Regions from separate parts of the Homo sapiens genome. Here all the other regions are linked to region 2. Evidence: chromatin contacts called from ENCODE Hi-C or POLR2A ChIA-PET data. All regions are on one chromosome and are shown on one strand. Each heading gives the region's core, a stretch centred on a gene start or an enhancer-like site at or near the end of the contact. The rest is flanking DNA. Distances are from core to core; before and after follow the strand shown.

Evidence for each region. Hi-C counts contacts between places; a loop is a spot of excess contacts on that map. ChIA-PET counts read pairs that join two places held with the same protein, here RNA polymerase II (POLR2A). Pooled maps may share reads with other maps.
Region 1: a pooled map shows a loop between it and region 2 (4-fold over the local background). The contact joins the enhancer-like site here to the promoter of UBALD1 in region 2. A Hi-C loop is called at or near these places in 2 of 50 pooled maps. POLR2A ChIA-PET finds 5 or more read pairs at or near these places in 4 of 52 experiments (GM10248, H1, WTC11 and 1 more).
Region 3: a map of gastrocnemius medialis shows a loop between it and region 2 (2.7-fold over the local background). The contact joins the promoter of ALG1 here to the promoter of UBALD1 in region 2. A Hi-C loop is called at or near these places in 2 of 168 maps with a recorded cell type or tissue (CD4-positive, alpha-beta T cell and gastrocnemius medialis), 3 of 37 single-sample maps with no recorded cell type and 13 of 50 pooled maps. POLR2A ChIA-PET finds 5 or more read pairs at or near these places in 1 of 52 experiments (A673).
Region 4: a map of B cell shows a loop between it and region 2 (6-fold over the local background). The contact joins the promoter of ADCY9 here to the promoter of UBALD1 in region 2. A Hi-C loop is called at or near these places in 1 of 168 maps with a recorded cell type or tissue (B cell) and 6 of 50 pooled maps. POLR2A ChIA-PET finds 5 or more read pairs at or near these places in 1 of 52 experiments (naive thymus-derived CD8-positive, alpha-beta T cell).
Region 5: a pooled map shows a loop between it and region 2 (11-fold over the local background). The contact joins the promoter of NAGPA-AS1 here to the promoter of UBALD1 in region 2. A Hi-C loop is called at or near these places in 1 of 37 single-sample maps with no recorded cell type and 12 of 50 pooled maps. POLR2A ChIA-PET finds 5 or more read pairs at or near these places in 4 of 52 experiments (CD4-positive, alpha-beta T cell, H1, T-cell and 1 more).

The regions. Positions count from the first base shown.
Region 1 is chr16:4,975,669-4,978,368 of GRCh38, forward strand. All of the region lies in intron 2 of SEC14L5 (SEC14 like lipid binding 5), which reads left to right. Among named protein-coding and RNA genes, the nearest start is that of SEC14L5, 19 kb to the left of the region's middle. Within about 2 kb of position 1,268, at least 8 of the 41 ENCODE cell types and tissues checked have a DNase peak (open chromatin) inside an H3K27ac peak, as active enhancers do.
Region 2 is chr16:4,613,547-4,616,246 of GRCh38, forward strand. It overlaps UBALD1 (UBA like domain containing 1), which reads right to left and starts at 1,342. Exons shown (of 3, transcript NM_145253.3): 1 at 1,132-1,342. The coding sequence starts at 1,251. RefSeq lists silencers at 523-692, 773-882, 923-1,022, 1,363-1,602 and enhancers at 1,554-2,126, 2,127-2,698, 2,536-2,700.
Region 3 is chr16:5,070,400-5,073,099 of GRCh38, forward strand. It overlaps ALG1 (ALG1 chitobiosyldiphosphodolichol beta-mannosyltransferase), which reads left to right and starts at 1,444. Exons shown (of 13, transcript NM_019109.5): 1 at 1,444-1,658; 2 at 2,552-2,629. The coding sequence starts at 1,451. RefSeq lists enhancers at 1,474-1,533, 1,564-1,673, 1,844-1,903.
Region 4 is chr16:4,115,130-4,117,829 of GRCh38, forward strand. ADCY9 (adenylate cyclase 9) reads right to left here and starts at 1,313. Exons shown (of 11, transcript NM_001116.4): 1 at 561-1,313; 2 at 1-356. The coding sequence starts at 313. RefSeq lists a silencer at 1,451-1,520.
Region 5 is chr16:5,032,283-5,034,982 of GRCh38, forward strand. It overlaps NAGPA-AS1 (NAGPA antisense RNA 1), which reads left to right and starts at 1,420. Exons shown (of 2, transcript NR_038913.1): 1 at 1,420-1,779. NAGPA (N-acetylglucosamine-1-phosphodiester alpha-N-acetylglucosaminidase) reads right to left here and starts at 1,653. Exons shown (of 10, transcript NM_016256.4): 1 at 1,547-1,653; 2 at 991-1,446. The coding sequence starts at 1,632. RefSeq lists enhancers at 890-1,391, 1,585-1,764.

The DNA of each region.
Region 1 (2,700 bases), core at 18-2,517, 360 kb after region 2:
TTCCTTTGGGTAGATACCCATATTTCAATTTTTTAAAAAAGAGTTGGAGGAGGTGAGTAGATTGATATCACATCTGTGCTGAGGTCCCCTAGACTTGCAGGGGGAAGGAAAGGGGTTGATAGGGAGACTCCTGAAGAGTATGACAGGCGATGGGGGCACCTTACTCAGTGGCTGCGTAGTGGCCAGGCCCCCAAATCAGGCCTGCAGAATAGAAAAGGGAAGGGAGAGCATTGGGCTGGAAGATGTTGGTGCAGCTTGGATATTCTTTCTGCATTCTTACTGGACGTTTTGGCGTAAGTGGCATTCCAGCTTCCTTTGAATTTGGATGAGGAAGAACAGGAAGGAAGGAAGGAGGGGAGGAGGGATCATCTGTCAAGTGATTAGCAGAAATAGCTTTTTGTACTTTACAGAATCTCACTCATTTTTAAAATTTAAATTTACTTAAATGGTGATGTAGAATGAACCATGTGCCAGGCACTGCTCTAAGCACATTGCATGAGCTGACTCCTTTATTCTTCTGACAAGTAGCAAGGTAGCTACTTTTCTTACTTCCCCTTTTACACACAAAGGAATTAAGGAACTGAGAGCTTGATGATTTTTTCACACAGCTGATGAGAGGCAGAGCAGAGATCCCAACCCAGGCCCCAGAGCCCACTCTCTTAAGGGCGGTGCTATGCTGTTGTTCATTCATTCATCCTGTAAATGTCTATTGAGTGTGGACTATGTGCTAGGCATTTTGCAAAGCACTGCAAATTCAGGGATATCAGCGGCTGATGACCCTATTTCAGTAGTTGTGATGTATGAAGCAATAAAATAGGCCCACCTGAGTGCTAGTTGGGAGGTTCTATGATTATTGCACTTTACAAATGAAAGAGGGGTTACCCAGCCTGGAATTGGGCAAGTCTGGGTGGGAATTCAGGGCTATTTAGCTCCAGCCTCCCATCTCCAGATGCTAATTGTGTCAATATGGATTTTCCAGGATGGGGACCCGTAAGAGGCAGCCCTGCTTGGTCCCTGCCTGCCCCACTGTGGCCCTGCAGCTGTGGGCTCTGGGCTTTGGACCATCTCCTTTTCTGAGCAGGCAGGCTTGGATGTCCTCTCCAGCCACCTGGCAGAAGGGCTGTAACTGAATCCTTCTGTGGCCTTGTGTTCCTGAGAGCACCAAACCATGTGTTTGTTTAGCAGGGAGAGGCTCAGGTCTCATTTGTGGGTGGTCAAGCCAACTGTAGGGACAGGAGCCGGCAGCTGAGGCTCTTAGGCAGGGACAAAACTAGTGGTGTGAGCTGGTTTCCAACACAGAAAGGTCCCGTCAGCTGTTTGATCCCGTAGGACCTTGGGAGGTATGAAAGGCACAGGGGCTGGGCCCTGTTTGGTCTCTGCCAGGGCCTCTCCCAGGGCAGGGTGCCTGCGGCCCACAGTTTCTCAAGGTCACAGCAATGTTTAACAAGGAAAGAAAATAAATGTAATTATTCCAGAATACAAAAAGAAACCTGCAGGCCCAGGTGCAGTGGCTCACGCCTGTAATCCCAGCACTTTGGGAGGCTGAGGCAGGCAGATCCCTTGAGGTCAGGAGTTCGAGACCAGCCTGGCCAACATGGTGAAACCCCATCTCTACTAAAAGTACAAAAATTAGTTGGGTGTGGTGGTGGGTGCCTGTAATCCCAGGTACTTGGGAGGCCGAGGCAGGAGAATCGTTTGAACCCAGGAGGCGGAGGCGGCAGTGAGCTGAGATCGTGCCATTGCACTCCAGCCTAGGCGAAAGAGTGAGACTCCGTCTCAAAAAAAAAAAAAAAAAAAAAAAGGAAAAAAAAAGAAAAGAAAAAGAAACCTGCAGAGTTAAAATGAACACATGCTGAATTAAATGCCTACCAAGGGCAACTTCATGCCAGGCTGTCATCTGGACCTCAACTGTGATGAGCTCATGTATATGTAAATCACGGAAAGTGGATGCATTTTAATGTGTGTGATGTGATTGACATGGGTAGAGCCCAGGACCTGTGAAGGCCTCACAACCATCCTGCGAAGAGAGGTGCTCTATAACCTTCCGGGGCTCCCTGGTCCCTTCTAGGTAAGGTCCCTCTCCACTTGGCAGGCGTTTGAATTTTATTCAGCCAGTGTTTTTATTTTATTTATTTATTTATTATTATTATTTTTGAGATGGAGTCTCTGTCGCTCAGGCTGGAGTACAGTGGCATGATCTCGGCTCACTGCCACCTCCTCCTCTCAGGTTCAAGCAATTCTCATGCCTCAGCCTCCCGAGTAGCTGGGATTACAGGTGCGCACCACCACGCCTGGCTAATTTTTTGCATTTTTAGTAGAGACAGGGTTTCACTATGTTGTCCAGGCTTGTCTTGAACTCCTGGCCTCAAGTGATCCACCTGCCTCGGCCTCCCAAAGTGCTGGGAGGATAGGTGTGAGCCACTGTGCACAGCCTTTATTTTATTTTTTAAAGAAACAAGATCTTGGCCGGGCGCGGTGGCTCACGCCTGTAATCCCAGCACTTTGGGAGGGCGAGACGGGCGGATCACGAGGCCCCGAGATCAAAACCATCCCGGCTAAAACGGTGAAACCCCGTCTCTATTAAAAATACAAAAAAAATTTGCCGGGCGTAACGGCGGGCCCCTGTAATCCCAGCTAACTTGGGAGGCTGAGGCAGGAGAATGGCGTGAACCCGGGAGGCGGAGCTTGCAGTGAGCCGAG
Region 2 (2,700 bases), core at 92-2,591:
CCTCCTGCAGGCCCTGGGATGGCTCCTCATGGAGAAACCAGGTTCCCAGTCCCCGGCTGGGCACAGATGGTACCGGGATGGCTGAGGCCATGACCCTACCCCTGTGAGGGGCACAGCTCAAAGGGCTCTGGCCTCATCCCCTGATACCAACCACCATGGGGTTAATCCTGGGGTCGGTGAATTAGGGAAAGCCAGGTAGCCTCTGGGCAGCACAAGCCAGGAGCACTACTGTCCTATGGGTTAGGAGAGGCCCGGGGGAGTGGGTGCCAGACCGGGGCAGCATCACCTCCTACCCAGCTAGCCCGAAAGCTGGTGAACCGTGTGCACCCTCCCCATTGCACCGGTAAAGGGACAGATGCCCCTGCCAGCCCCAGGAGAGCACCTAGTCGCGCACACGGAGTCCCCAGGCACACCTCTGAAGGGGATACACGCTCATCCCTGTGGTGTAGTGTGGGGCTCCGACACGCCACCCCTACACTCCAGGCCGTGTACACACATCACACCGTGCCGGGCACGGGCGGCATCTGCACACCCGCCACATGTGTACGCGTTGATCACACACCAAACGCACCAGGGGGCTGCGCGTTCACACGCGCGCCAACGTGCCCGCAGGTCCGCCACCTCCCCGGTGCCCGGCCGACGCCGTGGCGCGGTGCGTGCGTAAACACAAATGCACATGGACGTGTGCGCACGCCGCCGACCGCCCACCAGGCACGCGGACCCTCGGACCACTCGCCCGGAGCGGCTCCGCCCTCCGGCCCAGCTCTGCCGAGGCCTGGGGCGTCCTCCTTCCGGCCGCCCGCCCGACTGTCCGTCTGCACCGCGGGGCCGCCCGGCCCTCGGCCGTTACCCGGACAAAAGGGGTGGGGGGGGTCCCCGTCTCGATCCCGGGGGACTCGCGGCCCCGCGGGGGCGGCGTATCCCCGACCGGTGGCCCGGTTCCCACCTCCGCCCGCCGCGAGCCCTTGGGATCCGGACGCCGGGCACCGCCGTCGGGAAAGCGGGTCGGGTCTGCGGCCCGGAGGGGGCGCACAGCCGGCACGCGTCCACGCCGTCCGCCCCCGCCCGGCGGCCACGCGGGACACACTCCGCCCGTGGCCCCGGCCCTCGCCCGGCTCCGGCGCCGCGCACCTCGAACTGCCAGTGGGCCGCCTGCAGCAGTTGCTTCGCCTGGTCGGCCGCGCAGCCCGCCGTCAGCACGAACTGGTTGATCATGACCTGGTGCTTGAGCTCGTCCATGTTCACGGACATGGCGCCGCCGCGCTGCCCGCTCCGGCCTCCCTCCTCCGCCCGCGCCTCCGCCTCACGCGTCCACCATTAGCGAGCCGGCTCCGGCTAATACAAATATTTACTGTGCGGCTCTGACTCACCGCGCCTCGCCTCGCTCCGCCGGCGCCGCGGCATGCTGGGATATGTAGTCCCCACGGTGCGCCGGGCGCCCCGGGGGAGCGGGGCCGGCACCCTAGGGGACGCGAAGCCCGGGAAGGGGCGTGTCTGAGCACCGAGCGCCCGCTGTGCGGATGTCCGGGCCGTAACCCGAGCCGGGCGCGTCCACGTCGTCCTCGTTGCTCTCGGTGGCACCCGTGCCCCTGCTCTGGCACGGATGGGGGTCCGCTGGCGGGGGCCACGTCTGTGCATGGGCGCAAATGCCTGACCACAGGATCTTGGCCAAGGCCTGGGGACCGTGTCTGAACTGTGAGCGCCTACTGTGTGTGGATGCCCGGGCCGTGACCAGGGTTGGGGGAGTCCACGTCGCCCTCGTTGCTCTGGGTGGCACCCGGCCCCTGCTCTGGCACGGATGGAGGTCCGCAGGCGGGGGCCTCAGGTTCGTGCATAGGCGTTTTTGCCAAGGCCCAGGAACGGTGTCTGAAAACTGAGTGCCTAATGTGTGCAGGCGCCTGAGCTGGGACCAGAGCCAGTCACGTCCACGTCGCCCTCGTTGCTCTCGGTGGCACCCACGCCCCTGCTCTGGCGGGAATTAGGAGCCCAGAGGCCGGGGCCACAGATCTGTGCATGGGCGCAAACGCCAGGCCACAGACGTCTTTGCCATGCCCCGGGGACTGTGACTGAACGCTAAGTGCCTACTGTGCGCAGCTGTCCAGACCGTGACCAGAGCCAGGCACGTCCATGTCGCCCTCATTGCTCTCGGTGGCACCCGTGCCCCTGCTCTGGCACGAATTGGGGTCCCAAGGTGGGGCATACAGATCTGTGCATGGGCGCAAACGCCGGGCCACAGGCGTCTTTGCTAAGACCTAGGGACCCTGAACCCCTCTGTGATTGGCATCGCTCTGTGTTAAATAGTAGGCACGCCCTTAAGAGAGGGGTCTCTAGGAATTTTGGCCCAAATCGGCTGGTCTAGGCTGAAAGGCCCGGCACACTGTAGGCGCCGACAAATACTCGTTCAGTGAATGAATGAATGAGCCACTTAAAAGCTCCGCCGCACGTCACCGCCTATAGCTAGCCTCCTAGCTCTCCTCACTCAATCTCTCATCGCCCACTCGTGGCATGGGTCCTTCCTAGCCTGGCTCTGGGCCTGCCCCACTGTAGCCCCATGACCCTCTGGACGGCGCCTGGGACAGGCTGGCGGGGCCAGCAGCCTCTGGTGCTTCGGGGTCCCCCTCCCAGCAGTTCTCCCGCTTTCCCACGCAAAATCTCGTGCTCTTTGCCGGAAATCTCGGCCCTTAGCGGGCGGGCGCCAAG
Region 3 (2,700 bases), core at 194-2,693, 460 kb after region 2:
GCTGCCAGCATGTTTGTATGCCCATCCCTGCTGTCTGCAGATACTTACTCGTCCTTCCTTTCCTTCTGAAAGCTCGGGTTTCAAGGTCTGGCTTAAGGCGTGAGCTGTCCCTTCTGAATCCATAGAAAGGGAGTGATGGGGCAATTGTGAAAAGCAGATGCAAAGTGTGCCAAGCCCTGAGCTGAGCCCAGGGACACTGGGGAGCCACATCCATGTGGGCTACCCTGTCCCGTGGGTGCTGCCTGTGGTCCTCATCAGGGGAGGAGTCTTGTTTGTTTGTTGAATACGGTCTGGGTGGTGGCTCTCCAGGTTCTGCGGCAGCTCCCAAGTGGAGGCAATGGGGTAGCATCACCAGTGAGCTCTTGGTGTTTCTCTGCAAGGGACCGCTTTCAAAGAAAAAAGGTCATGATACGGTTTGGCTGTGTCCCCACCCAAATCTCATCTTGAATTCCCATGTGTTGTGTGGAAGGGACCCAGTGGGAGGTAACTGAATCATGGGGTCAGGTGTTTCCCGTGCCGTTCTCGTGATAGTGAATAAGCCTCACGAGACCTGATTGTTTTATAAAAAGGAGTTTTCCTGCAGAAGCTCTCTTTTTGCCTGCTGCCATCTATGTAAGAGGTGACTTGCTCCTCCTTGCCTTCTGCCATGATGGTGAGGCCTTCCCAGCCATGTGGACCTGTAAGTCCATGAAACCTCTTTCTTATGTAAAGTGCTCAGTCTCGGGTATGTCTTTATCAGCAGCATGAAAACGGACTAATACAGGCCATCGCAGAGACACACATTAAACTCTCACTATGGCTACTTTGGGAGGTGAAATTGGAGGGTCACTGTGGAAATTTCCTTTCTAGCCATTGATACTTAAGCAAAATCATGATGGTGTTTACTTCCTTGTTTGTCCTTCCCCCTCTCTACCTTTTAAATGTTTTATTAAGTGTGATGTACACCCTGGAAAATGGGCAGGTAATCTGCTGCTTGAGGTACCGCCCCAAATGCAGCACACCCACATTACCAGCACCAGATCCAGAAGCAGAACCCACCAGCCCCTAACTTCTAACAGCGAGGACTGGTTTTTATTTACATAGACGGAACTCTACAATTCGTACTCGTCAGCATCTGGCTCCTTTATCAATGTTAGGATGAAATTTATCCAAATTCTTGTGTCACTATATTTTGAAATTATCTTTGAATCCTGAAGAGAGTTCTTAGATCCCAATACAGTAACAGCTTTACTTTAGTCGGGGAAATACACTGGTGTGTAGGGAATCTGGTGTATGTGCGTGTGTCCTACTACTACTAATTCTTGGCCCCGAGGGGCTCCTGGGGGTTCCCCGGGCCCCTGTTAGGGAACCGCGTCCACTTCTCGCCCTCTCGGCCCACTTCGGAGGCTCGGTCTGCGGCTGCGCACAGCGCGAGGAAGCGCGGTCACGTGACTGCTGCGGGCCAGCCAAGATGGCGGCCTCATGCTTGGTCCTGCTGGCGCTGTGTCTGCTGCTGCCGCTGCTGCTGCTGGGAGGATGGAAGCGCTGGCGCCGGGGGCGGGCGGCCCGGCATGTAGTAGCGGTGGTGCTGGGCGACGTGGGCCGCAGCCCCCGTATGCAGTACCACGCGCTGTCGTTGGCCATGCACGGCTTCTCGGTGACCCTCCTGGGGTTCTGCAGTGAGTGGCCAAGGGTCTGGGAGGGACGATGCTCTCTCAGCCGTTGATCCTCGGTTCTAACCGCCCCGGGGAGTCGAGGCGGAAGTGCTCCTTTAGTCGCCGCCTTTGGGCAGCTCTCCGAGATTAGACGAGCGGTTCTGCCCCAGCCTTTCCTGGGTGGGTCTCTAGGTATAGCCGGCGTTAATCTTGCCACGTGTCAGAAGTGTGTTAAGTGAATCCATTGCGTGGTCTCACGTAATTCTCCTAGTAAGTGGAACCCAGGTGCGTGGAACTCCAGGGCTAGTGCTGGTAGCTACGTCCCTGTGCAGCTACCCTTGTCAGGCTATGTCTGAGCTGACAGGATATTTCATTCCTCATCCCTCAACGCAGAGCTCTGCAGACAGATGTTTTCATTTGTTCTTCATGTCCAGCTTTTCCCCACAGTGTGCAGGGCAGCGGTGTCTGCTCCCTCATTATTCTCCACGTTGGTATCTTGAGAGGGTAGCTCAACCCCATCTCAGGAAGAAGTGGGAACAGCACTAGTTGCCTTTAATCCCTGTTTAGAATCTGCTATCCTAGGGTGATGGGGTAGAGTGGGACTTCCTAGGGATGGCTCTGTGGTGGGAAAATTCCACTATCCAGACAATCTAGATTAGTTTAATTGAGCACCTACTGTTTGCCAGGCATCATGTTAAGTGAAGGTAGGTAAGATTCAGGCCCTATCTCTGTGTGCCTCCTAGAGCAATCTGAACAAGAATTGGCCGCATTCTCTGTTCTGGCTAGTGAGGAGCAGAGAGAGGTTTTGAAATATCTTACTTTCCAAAACACTGTCCGTGATTCAGCCTGAGTTGGGAGATTATCTGACTTTAGATTGCTGCTTCTGGTACATTAAAGGGATCATTCTCATTTTTCAGACTCCAAACCCCATGATGAGCTCTTGCAGAACAACAGAATTCAGATTGTGGGGTTGACAGAACTTCAGAGTCTTGCAGGTAGGATGCCGTCAACTCCAGAATCCTCTGAATCCATGGGCTGGGGGCAGGGGGTGTTCGTTTGAAAAGCC
Region 4 (2,700 bases), core at 63-2,562, 500 kb before region 2:
GGCAGGCCTCCTCCAGGTTCACCGAGTCGAACTTGGGGTCCCACCAGCGGCTGGAGGCCCTCTCGAACAGCTGGGGCAGCTTCTTCTGCCTGCGCAGCCGGCCTCCGCCGCCCACTCGCCGGGGGACGCCCCCGGAGTCCCCAGAGCTGCTGCAGCTAGAGGAGATGCTGTATTTGCAGTGCTTGGGGTGGCTGTTGGAGGACAGCTGCTTGGGGTTGATCTTGACGCGCACGCTGTTGCTGTCCCCGCTGGAGTCGCAGCTCACCTCGGTGCTGTGGTGATGCAGCAGCTGCTGGTGGGGTGGGGAAGCCATGTTGTCGAGTCCCGGGGCCTGCCCCGGCCGGGGTCACCAGTACCTGCCAGCAAAACGGGGAGAGTTAGCGGCGCTCCCACCTAGGCATGCACGCCTAGAGGCCCGGGACCTGCTCCTGTCCTAAGGGGCGGCTCCAGCACGCGACCTGGACAGGCACCATCTGTTCCTGTGGTTCCCGGCTCAGCGGTGCTCCCACCGCCCCCACCGCCCCCACCTTCGAGGCGCACGAGAACCGCTCGGGACGGACCTAGAACGCCCGGGGGTCCCCGCCGCGTGGCCGCCGTGGCTCCGGGACCGCTTTGCTCGCTCGCCTTCCGCGCCTCTCGCCCCGAGGGTGGCCTCCGCGCCGCGCGGCTTCTCCTCCTCGCGCGCTCGCCTCCTCCAGCTGCGGCTCCGGAGGGAAGTTCAGACCTTGAGCGCTCCCAGCCCCGCGAGCCGCCTGCGCACAAACAACTCCGCTGGCGGCGCGGAGCCCTCCATCCTGCAGGAGCCGCGCTCCGATGCGTCAAAGGCGGCGCGCGGCCGGCCCCGGGCCCGGACCCCGACCCGGAGCAGCGAGCTTCGGCGGGCGCCCCCGGCTCGCGCTCCCCGGCCGCCCCCCGCGCTCCGGGCCGGCCCTGCCCGCGGCGGCGGGCGCTGGGGGTGGGGGCGCCCCGGGCTGCGAGTGCGCGGAGCCCGTCGGCGCGGCCCGTCTAGTGGGGCCTGCTTCCCCCCGAGTGCGCCGCCGCTCCCGCCGCGGCCGCAGCTGTCCCGGGACCGAGCGCGTGGAACCACGGACGCGGGCCCCTCGCCGGGCGGCGGTGCAGACGCTGCCGCAGAGCCGGGCTCCCGCGACGCCGGCCGGGACGCCCGCCCGCCCGCGCCCACGCCGGGGGCCGCCTCCCCGAGCTAGAGATGCGGCCGCCGCCGCGCCCGCCGCCGTGTCCCCCGCGGCCGCTGCCTCATGTCGGAAGAGCTGCCGCCGCCACCATCTCCGGCCCCTGCCCCGCCCGCTGTCACTGACAGACGCGCGCCCGCGCCGCCCCTCGCCCAGCCGCAGCGCGCACGCGCGGCCCGCGCTCGCCGCCACCGCCTCCTGGCCCCGGACACGCGCACGGGCCGCGCGCCGCCCCGCCTTGGTGCGCGCGCTGGGCTGGGGCTGCGGGGCGGGGCGGGGCGGGGCGGGGCGCGCGCTCGGCTCCGCCCCCCGCCCCGGGCGGCGCCGCTTCTAGGCGGCGGGCTGTGGCCGCTGTCCGCGCTCCGGGCGCTGTGGGCCCGCCCTCCCTCGGCGTCCCAGAGGCCGCGCGCCGCCCGGGGTCCCGACCCTGCGGAGAGACCTGAAGGCGCCTGCCGTGGAAGAAGCCGCTGGCCGCAACGTTTGGGAAATCAAAATGTTGCCTTCCCACTCGGCACGCCTTTGGGATAAATCGAAGTTTCCAACCGTTGGATTTCCCTCCCGGGAGGCTCCCCTTGCTCTGTAAGCAATGAATGCGGGCCCCGGGGCACTCGGCCTGCCCTGGACCTGCTCACGGGGCGACCTTCACGGGCCTAGCCTCCAAAGCTGGGCCCACCGACGACCACGTTCCCCCGCCCCAGGGGTAGTTTACCTTGCTGTCCTTGAGCCCTTCTCCCCCTCCTCATGAACTACTGCTTTTCCTTTTACACAAATGAGACTTTCAAAGGAGTCCGCGTCCCATAATGGCAGTTGTGCATTGGCCTCCATAAACATTGCCACGTGTAAATAAAATCCTATTCTCTCTAGCATGCAGATCCCGACCCCTTCTCCCCACACTCCACAGTGCCTCCTGCCAGTCACGGGGCTCTCTTCCATCCCCTCCCTCGCCTCCCAGGCCCAGCGCCGGGGCCCACACCAGGTCTCACTGTTGAATTAGAAAATAAAAGTAAAATGTGATCTGTCCATGCAATGGAATATTATTCGGCTACAAAAAGGAATGGAGCACCGATGCATGCTGCAGTGTGGAGGAACCCGGGAAACGTTATGCTAGTGAAAGAAGCCAAACAAAAAAGGCCACATAGCGTATGATTCCATCCAGATGAAATGTCTCGAATTGGCAAATCCGTAGAGGCGACACAGATTGGAGGTTGCCAGGTGCTAGGGGAGGAAGATAAGCAGCTTGGGGTTTCGTTTTAGGATGATGAAAAAGTCTAGAAATGATCCAACAGGATGAATCTACATACTGCCCTTGAATCATACACTTTAAAGTGGTTTAGGCCGGGAGCGGTGGCTCACGCCTGTAATCCCAGCACTTTGGGAGGCCGAGGTGGGCGGATCACCTGAGGTCGGGAGTTCGAGACCAGCCTGACCAACACGGAGAAACCCCATCTCTACTAAAAATACAAAAATTAGCCGGACGTGGTGGCACATGCCTGTAATCCCAGCTACTCGA
Region 5 (2,700 bases), core at 170-2,669, 420 kb after region 2:
ATCAGAACAAGCTTTATCATCAACAAATACTTTTTTTTTGAGACTCAAATAATTTTTAAGATAATTTTAAATAATTCAAATCATCAATCTTGCCAGGGCGTGGTGGCTCACACCTGTCATCCCAGCACTTTGGGAGGCTGAGGTGGGTGGATCACTTGAGGTCAGGAGTTCGAGACCGGCCAGGCCAATATGGTGAACCCACTCCCCCGTTCCCCACCCCATCCCGTCTCTACTAAAAATACAAAAATCAGCCGGGCGTGGTGGCACACGTCCGTAGTCCCAGCTACTCCAGAGGCTGAGGCAGGAGAATCGCTTGAACCCGGGAGGCAGAGGTTGCAGTGAGCCGGTATCATGCCACTGCCCTCCATCCTGGGCAACAGAGCAAGACTCTGTCTCAAAAAAAAAAAAATCATCAGTCTTGATGAGTTGATGTTTCTGACACCCCACTCCTTTTTCAGTCCCTCATACACACAAGCCCCCCTGAGCCTCTGAGCCTTTGTGCGTGGGGTTCCTTTGGACTGAAACGCTCTTCCTCCAGTTCTGACCTTGGCTCACTTAGTGATTCATCTTCAAGTTCCCACTCAAAGGTCACCTCGGAGAGGCGTGTTCCAGATCACCCTCCCTAAAATCAACACTATTTACAACGGGTTCACCCCGTTGGTTGCTTTGCTGCACACACAGCAATCAGAATGTATGTTAGCTATTTACCCGGCTTTTGTTGATTTTTCTAGTAATGGGGGAGGGCTGTTAAGGCAAAGACTGTGTTGTTCACGGCTATCTCACCGGGGCGCGGCACATTGCCTGATACAAGCAAGTGCTCAATGATACTGGATGATGAATAAACTCTGCAAGGAAGCGATTCCTATCCCCATTCTGCAGAGGAGGAAACAGGGGCTCAGCTTGGTTAAGTGACTTGAACACGGAGGCACGGCTACAACCCAAATCTCAGGCCCTCTGCCCTCGACAGCACGGGGCTCCCTGCCTCCTCACCCGGTGACCAGGGTCCCGTCGCGGCGGATCCCGAACTGCGCGTTCTGCAGCCCCCCGGAGCTGCTCACCCGCCGCTCGTCGCTCACCACGTTCCCCAGGCACTCGCCCGAGTTCATGCGGAAGAAGCCGCCGTTCTGGGCGACACGGCAGTCGGCCGCCCGCGCCGTCTCCTCCACGGTGGCGCGTCGTCTCGCCGCGCAGCCGCCGGGTCCACCGGGCTCCAGCACCGAGAAGGTGCGCAGGGGCTCAACGGCCCGCGTCAGGTGGCCGGCCACCGCGCGGTCCCTGAAGTGCGACACGAAGGTGCGCACGGCCAGACCGCCGGCGCCGGGAGTCGCGGGAGGCGGAGGCCAACTCTCGTGCTCGCGGTTGCCGGCGCGCACCCGTGTGCAGTCCCGGGGGAGGCGCGCGCGCGCGCGTGGATAGGGCAGTAGCAAGTCGTCGTCGCGGGAGGCCCTGCGGGGACGGGCGGCCGTGAGCTCAGGGGGCTGTCCTCGTGAGCTCGGAGGACAGGGGGGACCCCCCGAACCAGGCTGGCCCAGGGAGCTGCACTCACCCCGAGTCGAGGCCGCCGGACGCTTCCCAGAGGAAGCCGAATAGTGCAAGCCGGAGGAGAAGCCAGCGACCCGTGGAGGTCGCCATATTGGACCGGGGCCTCGGGTCATGTGGGCTCGCCTCACGTGACTCAAGTCCCAGGGTGGCCGCTTTCAGCTCGGACTGAATTACCTGCGCTCTTTTCGGCTGGCGGGCTGGCGGGCGGTGCTGGTGATGTTAACTTTTTATCTCCAGGTAATCTCAAACCTACAGGAAGTTGCAAGGAGAGCATAAAGAACTCTCGTAGAACTGTTATTCATGTTTAGCAGTGGTTTAGGCTTGCCTGATTTACTCAATCATTTGTACTTTGTTTTTTTTTTTTCCTGAACCAATGGCAACCAAATTGCAGATGTCATGATCCTTTACCCCATACCTCGCCATGAATCTCCTAAGAACAAGGGCATTTTCTTAACCACAGGGCAAATATCATTAGGACAACTCCCATTGACATTTCTGTGATGTCATCCACAGCTAACCTTCAATTGTCCCTCTAATGTCTTTTTTTTTCTTTTCCTTTTTGTCCGCCCCTGACCCTGTAACCCAGGAGTTGCTTTTAGTTGTCATGTCTCTTTGATCTCTTCATCTGGAAGGCTCCTCAGCCTTTTGTCTTTTACTACCTTGACATTTTTGAAGACAGCCCAGCTACATGATTTGTGTGACTCAATGCAAAATGAAAACGTGGGGACACTTACTAAAAAACCCAGAAAACTATTAAGAATTTCAAGATGGTCAGAGCAAATGGTTGCAGCAAGCCAGGGACCTTCTGAGTGAGCCCATGAAGCTGGCCCTGAGTATAGAAGCCAGTTTATTTTGTAGCATGTACTTCAAGCTTCCTTTGAGAGGATTCTTCTCTTCAGGCCTCCTGTCCCAGTGCAGTGTCCAGGGTTGGGTGGTGTCTTGGTGCCAGTGCAGTGCGTGGGCCATTCCAGGAGCCACGGCAAGTCTAATTGGCTTGATACTGTTGCGGTCTTGCCAGTGCACCTTAATATAGCAGTTTCTCCTTGTCTGAACTAGTCCCGGGGTTCTTTGTCCTACCTCCAAGAAAACTAAGGAGCGTGGACACAAGGGTGGGGTTGGAGCGAACGTTTAATAAGGGAAAGAAGAAAGCTCTCCAAA